Regions from separate parts of the Mus musculus genome. Here all the other regions are linked to region 4. A link is a loop called in an ENCODE intact Hi-C map of the cell type or tissue named here. Cell type or tissue: heart. All regions are shown on one strand. Region 1 overlaps Zfpm1 (zinc finger protein, multitype 1). Region 2 holds the start of Gm39270. Region 3 overlaps Gm39269 (a long non-coding RNA gene). Region 4 holds the start of Mvd (mevalonate (diphospho) decarboxylase).

The links. A loop is a pair of places that touch in the nucleus more often than their neighbours do. Peaks named below come from ENCODE experiments on the same cell type or tissue, not always from the same donor. Only the 100,000 strongest peaks of a DNase experiment are listed, where the experiment ranks them.
Region 1: a loop joins it to region 4, with 4 times the contacts of the local background. A loop is called at or near these places in 15 of 42 quality-filtered maps.
Region 2: it touches region 4 in a loop (2.3-fold over the local background); 6 of 42 quality-filtered maps call a loop at or near these places.
Region 3: a loop joins it to region 4, with 3.0 times the contacts of the local background. A loop is called at or near these places in 15 of 42 quality-filtered maps.

Annotation. Positions count from the first base shown.
Region 1 is chr8:122,282,520-122,285,019 of GRCm38, reverse strand. Zfpm1 (zinc finger protein, multitype 1) reads right to left here. Exons shown (of 10, transcript NM_009569.4): 1 at 2,498-2,500. It overlaps Gm39269 (a long non-coding RNA gene), which reads left to right. Exons shown (of 3, transcript XR_879285.3): 1 at 1-599. Among named protein-coding and RNA genes, the nearest start is that of Gm39269, 1.4 kb to the left of the region's middle. RefSeq lists enhancers at 13-657, 2,022-2,265. In heart, CTCF peaks have their summits at 673 and 1,445; DNase peaks (open chromatin) are centred at 132, 619, 1,449 and 2,269; H3K4me3 peaks cover 2,500 bases; H3K27ac peaks cover 2,500 bases.
Region 2 is chr8:122,374,943-122,377,442 of GRCm38, reverse strand. Gm39270 reads left to right here and starts at 359. Exons shown (of 2, transcript XM_030243895.1): 1 at 359-1,082. The coding sequence starts at 372. The coding sequence ends at 1,010. Zc3h18 (zinc finger CCCH-type containing 18) reads right to left here and starts at 827. Exons shown (of 18, transcript NM_001029994.1): 1 at 643-827. In heart, a CTCF peak has its summit at 966 (motif pointing left); DNase peaks (open chromatin) are centred at 852 and 1,885; H3K4me3 peaks cover 1,589 bases; H3K27ac peaks cover 1,866 bases.
Region 3 is chr8:122,276,451-122,278,950 of GRCm38, reverse strand. It overlaps Gm39269 (a long non-coding RNA gene), which reads left to right. Exons shown (of 3, transcript XR_879285.3): 2 at 755-809; 3 at 1,275-2,500. Among named protein-coding and RNA genes, the nearest start is that of Zfpm1, 4.4 kb to the left of the region's middle. In heart, a CTCF peak has its summit at 1,172 (motif pointing left); DNase peaks (open chromatin) are centred at 1,120 and 1,584; H3K27ac peaks cover 1,378 bases.
Region 4 is chr8:122,442,490-122,444,989 of GRCm38, reverse strand. It overlaps Mvd (mevalonate (diphospho) decarboxylase), which reads left to right and starts at 1,568. Exons shown (of 10, transcript NM_138656.2): 1 at 1,568-1,696. The coding sequence starts at 1,624. It overlaps 9330133O14Rik (RIKEN cDNA 9330133O14 gene), which reads right to left and starts at 1,334. Exons shown (of 1, transcript NR_045696.1): 1 at 1-1,334. In heart, a CTCF peak has its summit at 1,251; DNase peaks (open chromatin) are centred at 389 and 1,419; H3K4me3 peaks cover 2,500 bases; H3K27ac peaks cover 2,500 bases.

The sequences.
Region 1 (2,500 bases), 160 kb after region 4:
TCAGGGGGAAGATCAACTTCTTGCCAATTAAGTATGTTTGGGGAAAGTGTCCCAGATGGACGTTCCCCCCCACCCCACCACGTTGTTCCCTCGTTTGCTGCCCAGGCCCCCTGCTGCCGCCGGATGCCCCCACACTGCTGTTGCCTCGAACCCGAACCCAGCGGGGCCTGGTGGCCGTAGATAAGGCCTCTTATCTCTCTTGGCAATCGCTATTGGGCGGACTGGCCCACGCTTAGGCCCCTACTTATCAGAGCTTACATCGACTGGGCAGGAGAAAAGCTGGTGGGCCGGGGCACCGAGGGTCCCCTGCCCCTAGCCCCCTCCAGGGGCCTGGCCTATCATGTCAGCCATCTGGCTGGCTGAGGCCGCGCTCCTGCTTCGCCCTCCCCCCTCTCCCACGTTTGAAGTTAATAAATGGAAACGCTATCGCGGCTGCCATCGGTTGCAAGCCTTATCAGCACGGCACATCTATCTTTGCGCAGAACAAAAGGCGCACAGAGGCAAGCGGGCAGCTGCAACCCGGCTTTGGTGGGGGCGTGGAGGGCGTCGGCCCCTAGAGCTCAGCCTGCTTCCCCTCCGCACCCTGAGACCCGCCACAGGTGAGGCCAAGGCACCAGGCGAACAGCTGTGAGGGCCTCACGCATGGCCTTGAGCAGAGAGCAGGCGGGCAGGCGCCTCCGCATGGTGACAATCAACGTTCGCATCTTAACGCGTTTAGATCTGCTAGGGGAGGAGGGGCCCGGGCCACGAGTTGCACAGAGGGCTCTGAGCCGCCCCTCGCCCCCCCAGGCCTGCTCTCCTCTTCTGCTCGAGTCGTGGGGCACTGTGAGGGGATCGGAGGGGCTCTCCTGCACAGTCTCGGTCCTAGATCTCAGAGTATGGGGTTTCGCTGACCCAAGTGGGTTGGGCTCTGCTGGGCTCCTGCGGGCTTATCAGCGCTGGCGATCCGTTCCCAACCTGAGATCTCCCTGCCCTAGCTATCTGCATTTCTCATCAAACTGAAACACACACACACACACACACACACACACACACACACACACACACACGCACACGCTCACGCTCACGCACACACACATACACGCGAGAACAGAACCCAGCAGAGGCGCACAGGCGAGGAGGGGAAAAAGAAACCAGAGAACCAGCACAGATCGGGACCTGTGGGTGGCTTTAATTCTTCAGCTGACATGATAGAAGGAGACTTTCGGAAAACAGGTCCAGCACGCATTTGGGGAGTCGGGTTACCAGAACCCAGATTCCTCCCCGTCCCCCCCCACTTCAGTAGGGGGTACTCTCACAAGCTAAAATGCACACTTGGTCCTGGTGGCAGTGTGATGTGGACAGAGGAGGTAGCTCAGGCGTCTGGAGCTGGAAAGCCGGATGCCCAGCCCCCCTCCCGTCACCTCCTGGGCAGCCCAGATGACCTGTCGCTCTCGCCAAAGGGAAGCTCCGGGGAGGAAGCCCCGCGCCCTGCCGGGAGAGGCGCGAAGTTATTATTGGTGTGGCGTGGGGAGGAGCTCTTCCTGTGTGCTTACTCGCTCCTAGAGCAGCCAAGAGGCCCCGCAACCTGGTAGCCCCAAGAGCCCAGGAGGGTCTTACTGTAGGGGGGCACGGATGATGTAGGATTATAGGGTCTGCCTTGCTCGGGAAAGTGCCCACGGGAGAACCTGCGAGAAACTTCACTCGGGAACAACGTTTGAGTGCCTGAGGTCCCTGGATGGTTCAGGATAACCCCTCGGATGGAGGTGGAGAGAGCGGTGCCCATGGGCATCCATTCGTGTAGCGTTGTTAGGGGCAGTTGGTGGGTCGGATCTCCACATGTCCCCCAGCAGGCAGAGGTCGGATCGAAAACTCCAGAGCCGGAGCGGATAAAGGGGGTTTGGTCAGCCAGTGCCAAATGCCTAGGTTGGAGCAGCCTCCACTACCTATTCCGCTGCCTTGTCGCTCTGCAGCCAAAGCGCTGCGGTGGGCGCCGGCCGGTCCCCGCAGTCCCAAGTCCCCCTTACTCCCAGGTCTTTCTCCTTCTGCCTCTAGATACAAAGCCTGGGAGAGTCAAGCACGCCAGATAAGATCACAATTTCAGCCCGTCCCGACAGAGCGATCTTATCAGGATGGGACTTGCAGAATGGAATATTTTAAACTTTATCTGAGCCCAGATCGGGGCCGCCCTATCGCCGCACCATCTCGGATGCGGGGGAGGTGCAGGCTGCGAGGTGGCCCGGCTCTGCTGGAGCCGCGCCCCCAGACACTCTCCTTCCGGCTCTCGGGACCCGCCACCCTCTCTGGGGCCCGGACCCCCTGGGTGCCCATGCTGAGACGCGGGGGCCCTGCCCGCCGGCAGAGATTAGATTACGGCGCGCTTGGCACTCGGCGCGGGGGGCGCGGCGCGGGGTGAAGGTCGCGGGCGCAGCGGGGTTGGGCGGCCGCGCAGGGGCGGCGCGGGGCGGCGGGGCGCCAGCGGGGGTCTGGCGGGCACCACGGGCAAAGTTTGACTCACGCT
Region 2 (2,500 bases), 68 kb after region 4:
CATTTGAAACAGCTATTGTGCCCGGTAAACTCAGCTGTCAAAAGTATACGGGAAACTAAGTATCTAGTAGGGGCGAGACTATAGGTCTTAGTTTAATTTCCTTCTAGCACTACAATCGCCTGGCTACTTTACACTAAAGAAATGGCATCTCTAAGCTCACAGTCCAAGAGGCGAGGAGGTCACACTTCCTAAGCGACCCGGGACTCTTGGAGCACAGTGGGTCCGTCCAACCTGTGCTCGCTTGAAGTTGCGAGAGCAAGTTGCAGGAGGCTCCAGAGAGTTCAAAGTTCCCTGCAGAGCCCGTCGAGAGTCCAAGCGGGCCTCCTCCCGAGCCAACCTGCGCGATCCGCTCCCCTTTGTGGGCGGCGAACATGTGCCACGCCGAGTGGCCCGGAAGGGAAAATGACAGCTTCAGGAAAAGCAACTTCACCACGGCAGACCGCGGCGCGCCACGGCACCCGCCCGGACGTCCCAGGCCGCAGCGGGCTCGCGCCTGCCCGCTGTCCCGGCCCGCGCTTCGGCCCGCGGCTGCGCACAGCCGGGGGCGCGCCCGAGAGCTCGGGAGGCGGCGCCGGGCTCCGGGGCCTCGCTCCCGCCGCCGCTGGGGCGGCCTTCTCCCCGCCGCCCGCCGGCCCAGCTTACCTCAACGCGAAGACGGGAGGCGGCCACGGCTCCGCTGTGGTGGGGGCAGCGTGGACGAGACGTTCCTCAGCCTTTTCGCTCCTCACTGGCTCCGGCTTTGGGCACGACGCGGGCGGAACAAACGGGCTCCACTACCCGCGGGGGCCGGCCATTGTGCAACGTCATCAGGCCGCGACGGCCGTCTTGCGAACCGGCGGGCTTCCCTCGCTAGCCCCGCCCTCTTCCGCACTTCCTTCCGGCCTCCGCCGGCCTCGCCTCCGCGGCGCGCGCTCCCAAGGCTCTGCTACTGCGCAGGCTCACCGAGGTCGACCCCGCCCTCTAGCGGGCCTCCTGGCGGCGCGTGCGCAGTCGGTGGCTCTTCGTGGTAGTTGCTTGGGATGAGATCAGATGAGGAGCAGGCGGGATGCGTGCCGGAAAGGGAAAGCCCTTTGAGGCTCTTGGTGAGTGCGAGTGGACACTTCCAGGGTCTGAAAACTTAGCATTCGTTTCTTCAGGGCACGAACTTTCTGCCTTATTAAATATCAATATTTTGCCGGGCTGTATTTAATCCCAGCACTTGGGAGGCTGAGGCAGGCGGATTTCAGAATTCGAGGCCAGCTTGGTGTACAGAGTGAGTTCCAGGACATCCAGGGCTACACAGAAACCCTGTCTCGGAAAAAAAAAAATCAATACTTGACCAAAAGTGTTTTGGGGGCTGGAGTGTAGCTCTGAGGTTGAGACAGCACCTGCCAAGTATGTGCGAGGCCCTGGTACCCTCAAAAAAAAAAAAAAGATTTTGGAGTTGAAGGATTTAGATCCTCTTACCTGTTTCTGTGACGCTAAACATCTCTGGCATCGTTAAATTACCGTGACCCAGTGTAACCTCCCTGGGGAGGACTTAAACTGATTGGGTCATTTTTCAGTCCCCTCCTACTACCCAGATGGGGCTCAGCTGCTGGAGCCCGAAGTCCAACCCCCCCCCCCCCCCATGACCTGATAAAAGGTACGGAGATCATTAGGTACTGACCCCTTGCAAATTTTGAATCTGATCTTGGTCTTACTGGTTAGGGGCTGCCTGTCTTCCTCAAAGTGAAACCACCCGGATGCCCATAAACTGATATAAGGGGGGGGGGGAGTTCTGGTCTTACAGTCCTGCATTAATTGGGCCACAGAAAGGGATGAAGTTCAGACACATGCTACAAACACCGAGGACGCCTAGGAAGGCGCCAGTCATGACAAGTCGAATACTTTTGACTCCATAATGCGACTGAACTATGCCGCCCACCCTCCAAGTTACTTACATGTGAAGTCCTAGCACCAAGCTGGTATGGATTTCAAAGCAGAGCCTCTCCGTGAGGGTATAAAGGTGGGGTCTGGATCTCATAGATTGGTGTCCTTCAATAGATACCAAGGAGAGCTATTTGAGAGATCATGCTAGTGCTGGGATTAAAGGTGGCTGCCAATCAGGTCAGACAGAAGGTTCTCCCTCTCTCTCCCCCCTCTCTCCTATGTATGTGTGCATGTATATATGTATATCTCTTTTCATACACCACCACCACCACCATCTGAGGAGACAGTGAGAAAGCAGCCATCTGCAAGCCAGGATTAGGCCACGCTGGCCTCCCACCTCTGGAAGAAAATTAACACCAACTGCTCAAGCTACCCAGTGAAATGAGCCGAATCAAGCCAGATTAGATCTTATTCAAGCCAGGTTTACTGGGAAGCTGCTTGCCCGCGAGCTCACTGACCCCAAGGACTGAGGCCAGGGGAGTTGCCAGGTCTGCTTAGCTATGTAAAATATGCACCTTGGTCCCTTATAATGGGGTCTAAAACTAGACATTGTCCACCTGCATGCTACCATGCTCCCCTCCATGATGAT
Region 3 (2,500 bases), 170 kb after region 4:
ACCGGGAGACTGATGCTAGATCTTGAAGGAGAAAGAGGATGCCGGGGCTGGAGATGCACTGATATGGAAGCTGCACTGATATGGAAGCTGGGAGGCTCGTGCATGGAGCTATTGCTACCTGATGCCAAAATACACGTGAGGCATGAGGCCGTGGCTGGAGATCAGGGCTACAGGACGACTGTACGCCCCGATTCCTCTGTCCCTTCCAAACCTCACTGGCTCCCGCAGCTACCTAGTCTCAGTGGCCTCAACTCCCGGTGGCTCAGACTCTGCGACTGGGCTTTCACCACATCTCCTCCTGACCTGCCTCACTAGCATCCTGACTGCTGCCCCCAGCTCCCCGAGAGTCATGATGCTAGCTACACCAACACTTGTCTTAGCTGGGTGATGTGGTACATGCCATTGCTATGGAGGCTGAGGCAGGAGGATTGCTGTGAGTGAGATCCTTCTCAAGGCCCTACATGTGGCCACTGGGCCTTTGTATTAGTTGCTCGGGTACTGTGGGCACCCTTCCCTCCCATTGCCTGGCCCTCCCTGTTCACTTTTCAGGAGGGAAATCCCTGTTCCTCTCCGCTCCAGCTTGTAAGGCAGCTGCAGGCAGGCCCTCAGCACTAGGGGCTTCATCATCTCTCACTGTCAGTGGCAAGGAGGGGGCATCATGGTGGCATCATGGCACCAGCCTCCGTGCCTGTCCGTGCCTTAGCATAACAGTTTCTGAAGGAGGAACTGATACAATTACCGTTTGTCTTGTCAGGTGGATAAATGGAGGCTCAGAGAGGTGAAGTCACTTGCCTGGAGCCACACAGCAGGTAAGAGCAGAGCAGGACTCCCTCTGGAAAATGCCCTGTCTTAGAATGGATGTTGAATGCTGTTTTGGGGAAGAGGCTCAGGTCTTTCCCTACCCCCTGCCTGGGTCAGGCCTCTCTTTCTTCCTCTACTGTCAGTCATCCCAGGCCCTGAAGACACCAGGCAGCCCTGCTAAGGGCCATCCTGACATTTGTCACCACCAGCTCTGTGAAGGGTTTAATTAACTTCCTGTCTCAATAGAGGATAATGAGTTTTCAACACCATGTGACTCCCCGAGGAGGTCAAATGGCAGCCAGGATGTCAAAATAAATTAAGTTAGGAACTGGGAGGCCACTGAAGGAGGCAGGTCTATAGAGAGCTCCCCCATCTGGCTGGCTGTCTAGGCTGTGTGTGCTTCTGGCCTGTTTTTCCTGGCTTTGACTGGCTCTGGGGAGAGGGCTCAGGCAGGTCCTTGTCCCTGTTCTCAGCCACCAAAGATGTCAGAAGACAACACCATCTGAAGAAAGAGCTGGCTCGGGACATTTGCACAAGCCCTTCCACCTGGCCTCCAGGGTCAATGTACACAGCCAAGGTCTCTAGCAAGCGTGCCCTGACAGTCAGCCACCACAGGCTTATGCCTAGATGCTGCCGACTTTGGATACGGTGGGCATCAGCCAAGATCCGCCCTTCGTGTTGCTTCTCATGTGACTTTAATCTGCCCTCCGGGCAAGGGTGTGGCCAGAAACACATCCTCCCTTGGACACCACCTCGAGGTCAGGAGAACATGTCACTGGCACGACCTGCTTCCTTCTGCACATTCACCACGCCTCATCTGTGTCACCTCACAGGTCCCCGGCTTCTACCCCGCCTCCGTTCCTCCTTCCCTTCCTTCTCCCCACAAAAGGCGATGGGCCAGGTTGGCGTACTGAGATGAGGCGGTGAACCTCAGACATCCGTCACCGCTGTGCAGGCTGGAGAAAGAGGGAGATGGTGGACGGGAACAATGAGTGTCTGGGATACAGGGGAAGGTCAGACGCAGCGGGTGGCAGAGGACAGAATGAGACTGTAAGGTGGCAGTGGGCTGTGGACAGTCCTGGAAGGTTAGACGCTGGTTCTGTGGGAACCCTGGAAGGCTAAACACAGTGGGTGGGTGTAGACTACACAGGAAGGATAGGTGTCCTGGGAAGTCAAGAAGGAGGAAACGCCATGGGGTGCTGGGGGGATACCGAGTCTCCCCTTAAAGCCTATGTTAGAGCTTTTTCTCTCACATGTTCAGGGGTACTGAGACCTTCTCAAGCTATGGTCCAGTAGATGCTGTTCGATCACTGGGATGTGCAATTGAAGGGACAGGGAGTCCCTATACCCTCCTGGGCTCTCTCCACTCCTAATAACATGTGAAGTTTGCTTTTCCTATGATCTCTGACCATGGATGCTAGCTCCTTCACCCACTACCCTCCAGAAGTGGGTAGATGCAGGTGCTTGCCCACCCTCAACCTCCAGAGCTATGAGTTCATTGGAACCTTTCTCTCTGTCTGCTTGGTTGCCTCTGGCATTGTGTTGTAGTAACTGCAAAGCTGACTCAGAGGCGGTCCTCAGTATAGCTGTGGCTCGGGGAGGCTGGTGATAAAATGACCAGAATGGGACTGGAGGTAAGGGAGGCGACTGATATCTGGGGGCGGAGGGAGGTGTAGGCTGAGCAGGCCTCACTCCTAGC
Region 4 (2,500 bases):
GGTTTATTTATTTAGGTTTTTTCAAGACATGGTTTCTGTGTAGCCCTGGAACTTACTCTGTAGATCAGGCTGCCCTGGAATTTACAGAAATCCACCTGACCTCTGCCTCCTGAGTGTTGGGATTAAACACACCACCTTTCTGCTGGTGTGTGTGTGTGTGTGTGTGTGTGTGTGTGTGTGTGTGTGTATGAAGCAGAAAAGTTATTGCAAGAGAAATTGAAAATACGAGCCATCTCACAAGCCACAAGGAAACAATAGTGAACTCCCATTGGTCAGCTGTCAGCCTGACTGACAGGCTGTCTACTGTGGCGCAGAAGGCCTATTCACACACTCTCGCTCTAGCAGAGAGAGCTGAGCAATCGATCCAGCTTCCAAGATGGCAGCCGGCCAACAGCTATCAACATCGCCCCAGGCACATAGCTGCTTGGCTGGTTCATCCACTTCTAGGAATCTACGCAAGCACTCTTATACACAATGCAAGGAAAGTCCGGTGCATGGCTTCCAAGGGGGACGGCTTGAGTCAATTACCGACGGTCTAGACAAACAAGGAAGCTGTTTTGGTGTGCAGCTGGAAAGTGTCCAAGAAACTCAGACGTAGAAAAAGCAGCATGGAAAAAAAAAGCAACTCCCATTCACTGTGTAGAAAATGTCAGCCAGAAGGCTGTGAAAGGATTAGGTACCATCCACACTCCTAGGAACAGAACTGGTGGCCTGGGTGGGTATCGTGTGCTCGCACATCTTCGGAACTCTAAGCCATTCAACAGCCACGATTTTACAGGAGGTGGAACCAGGAAGTTGTATCTGTTTCTGTTGGAGAATGGATGGTTAGTTCTGGAAACAGAGGTGACGGTTGTATCAAGTAAATATACTAAAGGTCACTAAACTGTACCGTAAGAATGACACAGAAATGTGCCGATCCATTTCAGCTACGGAAAAAAAAAAAAAAAAAACGACAAAATTCTTGCTTGTGTGGAGCTTGGGAGAGAAAATGCCCATCTCGGATGCAGTACATCCGCCGGCGCGGCGGCTGGACACCTCAGGCAAGCTGTGAGACCCCAGACTGTGGGACCAGGAGACTGGAGGTTGTGACAAGAGAAGTCAGATTGTGAATGTAGAAGATTCCAGGATGTGGGGCTCGGGCGCGACCTTGGGCTGCGGATCCCTCCGGATTCACCGTCTAGTGAGCTTTTCATGCAGCGTAGAGGCTAGATGCGTATCCTTTTTCAGCTCCGCTGTTTCAGCAGCAGATGGCCCCGCTGTCCCGACGGTCACTCAGGCTATCCAGTGGTGCTTGTGCCAGAAGGAGGAACCTTTGTAAGAAGGAGGCCTCCTACGCCTGCGCAGATACCACCTCCTGCGCATGCGTAGATTCCACTCCCTGAGCGGACCCCGCCTCTCGCTCGCAGCCACGAGCTTGCAGGCACCGGGGGCGGGCTCAGTGTCAGCCGCACATCATTCGATCCTGTCCATAGGCTAAAAAGTGGATCATGGGCTCGGCCTGTCGCCTATTGGACAGCACGGGAAAAGCCCGGCCAGCGGGCCAATCATATGGCAGCGCGTGAGTCTGTAGACACCGGGTAATCGGTGCTGGGCTCTCTAGCTCGGGACTCCAGCATCTCAGTTATGGCCTCAGAAAAGCCTCAGGACCTAATGGTCACCTGCACGGCGCCGGTCAACATCGCAGTTATCAAGTACTGTGAGTGCTGGAGACAACAGTCACCTCGGCCGGGATCGGGGCATAGAGCTGGAGGCTGTAGTCACTGGGACCCCTGGGCTCGAGGGTCGGGTTCCAGAGTAGCTGGGCTGGAAAGGGGATCCTCCAGGCTGGAATGAGGGGGAAGTTCGCCACCGTCAGATCCATGGGCACAGTGGTGGAAATGGGGGTTACTACAACCAGGATCGGGGAGCCTGGGAGTTGGAGACCGGGGCACAGGTGCCGGGATCGATGTGCACAGGGCTGGAGATGAGGGTCACTGCTGCCGGGATTCAGGGTCCTAGGGCTGGAGGGAAAGACCAATGTCCCGGATCTGGAGTAGCTGGGCTGGAGAAGGCTGGGAGGGTAGCTCAGGGATGAAGGGGGCGTTGCCATGCAGGGATCCGAGGGGCGCTGGTGAGGGGCAGATCTTCCTCCCTCCCTGGTGACACTTGTAAACTGGGGAGGTATTGCCGGGACCAGGGCTTCTCACCCCAGTCTCCCTCTGCTCTTCCTTCCACCGTGGTCATTTAGAAGTGGATCCACGCAGCCTGTAGATTCTTGAGTTTGGCTCGTTTCAGTACGCACGCTCTTCCCGAGGATTATCCAGGTGGACGCAGCAGGATTTCATTGCCCACTGTTGCTTAGGCCCTAGAACAGGGGCTCTGTTGTTACCAGGAAAACTGCTGCCACATTTATGGGCAGGTTTTGGTGTGAACTTTCATCCTTCCTAGGAAGAATGCCCTGGCAGCTCTGGGAGAACAAGAGTCAGTTCTTCATTCTGTTAATGATCTGTGGGTTCCCTGG